2 separate regions of the Homo sapiens genome follow, and region 2 is linked to region 1. A link is an interaction called in ENCODE POLR2A ChIA-PET data of the cell type or tissue named here. Cell type or tissue: Panc1. All regions are shown on one strand. Links, peaks and the distances in the headings refer to the core of each region. The heading gives the core; the rest is flanking DNA. Region 1 holds the start of LOC124901710 (a long non-coding RNA gene). Region 2 overlaps COL26A1 (collagen type XXVI alpha 1 chain).

Region 1 (2,902 bases), core at 232-2,731:
AGGCAAGAGGATGACTTGAACCTGAGAGGTCAAGGCTACATTGAGCCATGATTGCACCACTGCACTCCAGCCTGGGCGAGAGAGTGAGATCCTGTCTCAGAGAGAGAGACAGAGAAACAGAGACCCTGGGGGACCAGGACAGAAGAAGACAAGGGGAGGGTCTTTGCTTGGCCCCTGCTAAGCCTGTCCTCCTTCCCCTCTGTCCCCAGGCTTCCGGCCCCGCAGAAGTCTCCTCTTCATCAGCTGGGACGGTGGTGACTTTGGAAGCGTGGGCTCCACGGAGTGGCTAGAGGTGATACGGGGTCCCGGGCAGGTCGTTAGGCATTGGGGAGAGGTGGGGGTGGGGGGTTCCCACTCCACACTGGTCACCCACCCACAGGGCTACCTCAGCGTGCTGCACCTCAAAGCCGTAGTGTACGTGAGCCTGGACAACGCAGTGCTGGGTGAGCTGGGGCAGTGCCACCACCTGGCCCCCTGGGGTCCACCCTTGCCTCTGGGGCTGAGCCCTGAGCCTGGCATCCCTCCCCTCCCCTTTTTCCAGGGGATGACAAGTTTCATGCCAAGACCAGCCCCCTTCTGACAAGTCTCATTGAGAGTGTCCTGAAGCAGGCAAGAGCACCCCAGGAATAGGGGGTGAAGGGGAGTAGGTTGCGGGGAGGAGCAGAGCCTGATCAGTGCCCTTCCCCAACCCCCAGGTGGATTCTCCCAACCACAGTGGGCAGACTCTCTATGAACAGGTGGTGTTCACCAATCCCAGCTGGGATGCTGAGGTGTAAGTTGGGGGGGTAGGGAGAGCTGGGGAGGGATGTGGGGGAGCCTGAACCCACAGATCGCTCCAACCCACCTGCCCCCAGGATCCGGCCCCTACCCATGGACAGCAGTGCCTATTCCTTCACGGCCTTTGTGGGAGTCCCTGCCGTCGAGTTCTCCTTTATGGAGGTGAGACGTCCTCCCCCTGCCCCAGACACAGCGCTAGTCCTTCAGCCTGTCTGCCTCCGCCCCAGCGTCCACCCTGTCCTGGCAGGACGACCAGGCCTACCCATTCCTGCACACAAAGGAGGACACTTATGAGAACCTGCATAAGGTGCTGCAAGGCCGCCTGCCCGCCGTGGCCCAGGCCGTGGCCCAGCTCGCAGGGCAGCTCCTCATCCGGCTCAGCCACGATCGCCTGCTGCCCCTCGACTTCGGCCGCTACGGGGACGTCGTCCTCAGGCACATCGGGAACCTCAACGAGTTCTCTGGGGACCTCAAGGTTCAAGAGGCCCACCCCGCTCTTGGTCTCTGGGAGTGGGAGGCACTGCCCAGGCCAGGGGGTCCAGCCCCTTCTCTCTGCATTCCCTGGGGTCTAGGTCCTCTCTGGCAATCCAGCCCATTAACCCCCTGCCTCCAGTCTCCCAGCCCCCAGCATGTGCCATCGCCCAACCTGGCAGGTGCAGGATCTTCTCCCCACTCCCTTCATCCTGCCTCCAGCACTCTGTCCTCGTCTACCTCCTCCCTCCTGCGGCCAGGGGTCCCAGCCCCCTTCCCCATGCTAGGCGGGGGTCCTTGTCCCCATGCTAGGCGGGGGTCCTGGCCCCTGCCGCCAGCCCCAGCCCGCGCCTCCCCACCCCAGGCCCGCGGGCTGACCCTGCAGTGGGTGTACTCGGCGCGGGGGGACTACATCCGGGCGGCGGAAAAGCTGCGGCAGGAGATCTACAGCTCGGAGGAGAGAGACGAGCGACTGACACGCATGTACAACGTGCGCATAATGCGGGTGAGGCCCCGCCCTCCTCGCCCCGCCCCCAGTGTCCCGCCCCTCCCCTGGGGCTCCACCTCCTGGACCTGGCCCCGTCTGCGCGCTCCTCTCTCTCCCCGCCTACACAGTCCCGGTCCTCTGGATGCTCTCTTCCCAGTCCTGGACACGCAGTGCTCATAGATCGGTCAGGCTGGAGGACCCGAGCGATCAAAGTGATGAAATGGACAGGGAGGGCCAGCCTCTTGGCCACAGTCGCCTGGTTTACGCCTGGCAGAACTGGGACAATCCACCCTCCCCCACCCCTCCCCGCTGACTCCCCTCCTATAGCTCCCACTGCCTCCTCGACCCTTCTGGAAAGAAAAAGCATGTCCACACTGGTCCACAATACGAGGTTACAGGCTGGGAAGTGCAGAAGGCTAAAGATATTCAGAGTAAGAGAGCTGTTTTCCTTCTGATAATGAAATGGGTGAAATCCAGAAAGGCTGCCTGGAGGAGGTGTCACGTGAAAGTTAAACAAGAGCTTATTCCCTCACCAATCCCTTCTGCTTAGCTTTGAATCCTTTGCAGCCCACACCCCACCTCCAGTTCCAACTCCTCCACTTCCTTCCATTTTCTTACTCCAAGAACTCAACCCCTCAACCCTTTGATGTCAAGAAATGGGTGAGTAGGGACTGTGGCCATGGGGAAAGGTCTGCAGGGCAAAATAGTAAACAGGATCATCCTCAATGAGTGTGGGGTGAGCTGGGAACTGCAGTGTACACAGAGCCACTTGTGCACACACACTCACGGTTTTCAGAGCCAGCATGGCTACCCCTTGGAGGCTCATGTTATCTCTCCTCCTTGCATTTTCCTGCTTGTGCCCTCTGCCTGTCCCCCTTGGCCATTTACAAACCTATTGCTCTTGCTCGTTCTCCCTTGCCCAGACTAGAGTGCAGTGGCACCATCTCTGCTCACTGCAACCTCCAACTCCTGGGCTCAAGTGATCCTCCCACCTCAGCCTCCCTAGTAGCTGGGAGTACAGGCACGTGCCATGACGCCCGGCTAAATTTTTCTATTTTTTGTAGAGACAGGGTTTTACCATGTTGCCCAGGCTGGTCTCAAACTCCTGGCCTCAAGTGATCCTCCTGCCTCGGCCTCCCAAATTGCTGGGGTTACAGGCGTGAGCTA
Region 2 (2,902 bases), core at 138-2,637, 790 kb before region 1:
CTGGATTTCCAAGGTCATTGTAGCCCCTCGTTCCAGCCTGGAGCCATAAGGCTGGTTGGTTCCCTCTTCAACCCCACCTGGCCTTCCCCGACCTCGGATCCCATACCCCACTCATCTGTGGTGGTCTTCTGTCTGTCAAACACCCACTGGGTTGTGTGGTTCTGTTGCGGTAGGAGCATGTCTCTGACATCTTTGCACACACACATATATACCCTATATACACACACCCATGCCTTATATACAGAAGGTGCTCCATAAATGCATGCTCAGCCTTTGTCTGTGAGCACAGCCCAGCCTCTCCCAGAGCCATCCTGGGACTGGTTTTGTCCGAGGGAATGGGAGGGAAGGGCAGAGCAGCCTAGCCCAGCGGCCTTTACCTTACGAGGTTGGCGCAGGGCCCCGGCCACCGGCAGCTCTGGTACACGCGCTGGACCACCGTCTCCGAGCCATTCTGCACCTGGCAGGACACCGTCCGTGTCACTGTGTGATGGCACCAGTGCCTGTGGAGAGAGCAACAGTCACATGAGCCCTGCCTGTTCCCAGAGCTGCCAACTTCGGGTCAGGGGGCCGTGCTGGACAGGGAGGGGCCCCCGCAAACCTGGGGTGGAGGCTCGCTCTCTTGGATGGGGGGCCCACTGAGACCCTCTGTCTCGGTCTGAGGGGAAGAGAGAACACTTGCAACCCTTGGCCACCAAGCCCTGGCATCATTCCCGTCACTGACCACTCAGTGTGGAATTGGTGAGAAAGACTCAGCCCTGCCCGTGGAAATCTCACCCTGGTGGGGAGAGGAGATGACACAGTCCATAGGAACAGCAGGTAACACGTTCCACCACGTGGTGAACACACAAGCTACAGGAACGGAGCAGGGCATCTCGCCCAGCAGGCCCTGAGGCCACCAGCTGAGTAGTGCAAGATAAGTTAGCCAACCGACCAACCGACCAACTGACCAATGTGTGGGGGCCGTGAGAGGGGACGAAGCCAGCAGGGGAAGCAGCGGTGTAACAGGCACAGAGCGGAGAGAGACCACGGCAAGTCTAGAGACTTGCCTGCAATGGGAAGTGGCCAGGCCAGGCACAGTGGCTCACACTTGTAATCCTAGCACTTTAGGAGGCTGAGGCAGGAGGATCTCTTGAGCCCAGGAGTTCAAGATCAGCCTGAGCCACATAGTGAGACCCTGCCTCTACAAAATAAAAATTAAAAAATTAGCCCAGGCGTGGTGGCACACACATGTAGTCCCAGCTACTCAGGAGGCTGGGGCAGGGGATGGCTTGAGCCCAGGATCATAGTGGCTATGATCATGCTACTTCACTACAGCCTGGGCAACAGAGTGAAACCCTGAAGAGAGGAGGAGAGGAAGGGAGAAGAGGGGAGGGGAGGGGAGGGGAGGGGAGGGGAGGGGAGGAGGAATGAGAGAGAAAGAGAGAGAGAAGGAGAGAGGGAGGGAGGGAGGAAGGGAAAGAGCCAGAGAGAGAGAGAGAGAGAAAGAAAGAAAGAGCCAGAAGGCTGAAGGAAGGGGAGGAGCCAGGAGAAAGGAAGAGACATGTGACCTGCCGGGCTAGGGAATAAATGCCTTCAGAGTACAAGAAGCAAGGGGCAGCAAGCTTGGGCAGTGGAGAGGAGGAAAGAGGAAGGGACGTACACAAACAATACGGGATCAGGTTAAGGTGCTCCCACCTCCTCCTCCCATCCCCATAGCCTAGAAATTGAAAATTAAAAAATAAGTCCCTGGCCGGGTGGTGGCTCAGCACTTTTGGGGTCCGAGGAGGATGGATCACTTGAGCCCAGGAGTTTGAGACCAGCCTGGGCAACATAGCGAGACCCCATCTCTACAAAAATATTTAAAAATTACCTGTGGTGGCACACGCCTATAGTCCTAGCCACTCAAGAGGCTGAGGCAGGAGTATCACTTGAGCCCAGGAGGTTGAGGCTACAGTAAGCTGTGATCATGCCACTGCACTCTAGCCTGGGTGACAGAGCGAGACCCTGTCTAAAAATAATAATAAAATAAAATAAGAAAAAAAGTCCTCAAGGGCATTGGAAAGAGAGAAGCAATGGGCCAGACATTTGGAGGGGTCCCTAAGAGACAGAAAGTAGATGGGCCCACATTGAAGGCAAAAATCACAGCCAGAAACACACAAAAGAGGACCGGGGCTGAAGCTAGGAGCCACATGGGGGCACAGATGCAGATGAGGAGGTAGAGAGGGACCCAAAGGTGACCATCAGAGAGATTGGTTAGGGGACCACCATAGAAAGAGCTGGACAGGTAGGACCCGGGTCCTTGTCCCTGCTGGTTTCAGGAATCAGGCATTGGAGGCTGAGTGCGGTGGCTCACACTCATAATCCCAGCATTTTGGGAGGCCAAGGTGGGAGAATCGCTTGAGCTTAGGAATTCTAGACTAGCCTGGGCAACATAGCAAGATCCTGTTTGTCTCTACAAAAAGTATATATATACGACTGGGCATGGTGACTCATGCCTGTAATCCCAGCACTTTGGGAGGTCAAAGTGGGCGGATCACCTGAGGTCAGGAGTTCGAGACCAGCCTGGCCAACATGGAGAAACCCTGTCTCTACTAAAAATGCAAAAACAAATAGCCAGGCTTGGTGGCACACACCTGTAGACCCAGCTACTTGGGAGGCTGAGACGGGAGAATCACTTGAACCCAGGAGGCAGAAGTTGCAGTGAGCCGAGATCGCACCACTGCACTCTAGCCTGGATGACAGAGTAAGACTCCATCTCAAGATATAAATATATTATAGATATAGATATCTATAGATATATCTCTATATCTATGTCTAGATATAGAGATATATCTCTATATCTATGTCTAGATATAGAGATATATCTCTATATCTATGTCTAGATATATAGATATACCTGTATCTATAGATATGTAGAGATACA

The links. Peaks named below come from ENCODE experiments on the same cell type or tissue, not always from the same donor. Only the 100,000 strongest peaks of a DNase experiment are listed, where the experiment ranks them.
Region 2: POLR2A ChIA-PET joins it to region 1 with 11 read pairs; 2 of 35 experiments call an interaction of 5 or more read pairs at or near these places.

What each region holds. Positions count from the first base shown.
Region 1 is chr7:100,625,614-100,628,515 of GRCh38, reverse strand. It overlaps TFR2 (transferrin receptor 2), which reads left to right. Exons shown (of 18, transcript NM_003227.4): 11 at 210-292; 12 at 380-443; 13 at 542-609; 14 at 696-772; 15 at 855-939; 16 at 1,025-1,252; 17 at 1,613-1,753. The region is part of intron 1 of LOC124901709 (a long non-coding RNA gene); the gene reads right to left. It overlaps LOC124901710 (a long non-coding RNA gene), which reads left to right and starts at 1,766. Exons shown (of 2, transcript XR_007060455.1): 1 at 1,766-2,166; 2 at 2,286-2,902. RefSeq lists enhancers at 556-1,318, 1,616-1,910, 1,319-2,083 and silencers at 1,561-1,620, 1,681-1,820. In Panc1, for the core only: no CTCF peak of the experiment used is centred there; no DNase peak of the experiment used is centred there; H3K4me3 peaks cover 742 bases.
Region 2 is chr7:101,417,575-101,420,476 of GRCh38, reverse strand. COL26A1 (collagen type XXVI alpha 1 chain) reads right to left here. Exons shown (of 13, transcript NM_001278563.3): 2 at 378-500. Among named protein-coding and RNA genes, the nearest start is that of COL26A1, 56 kb to the right of the region's middle. RefSeq lists an enhancer at 1-77. In Panc1, for the core only: no CTCF peak of the experiment used is centred there; no DNase peak of the experiment used is centred there.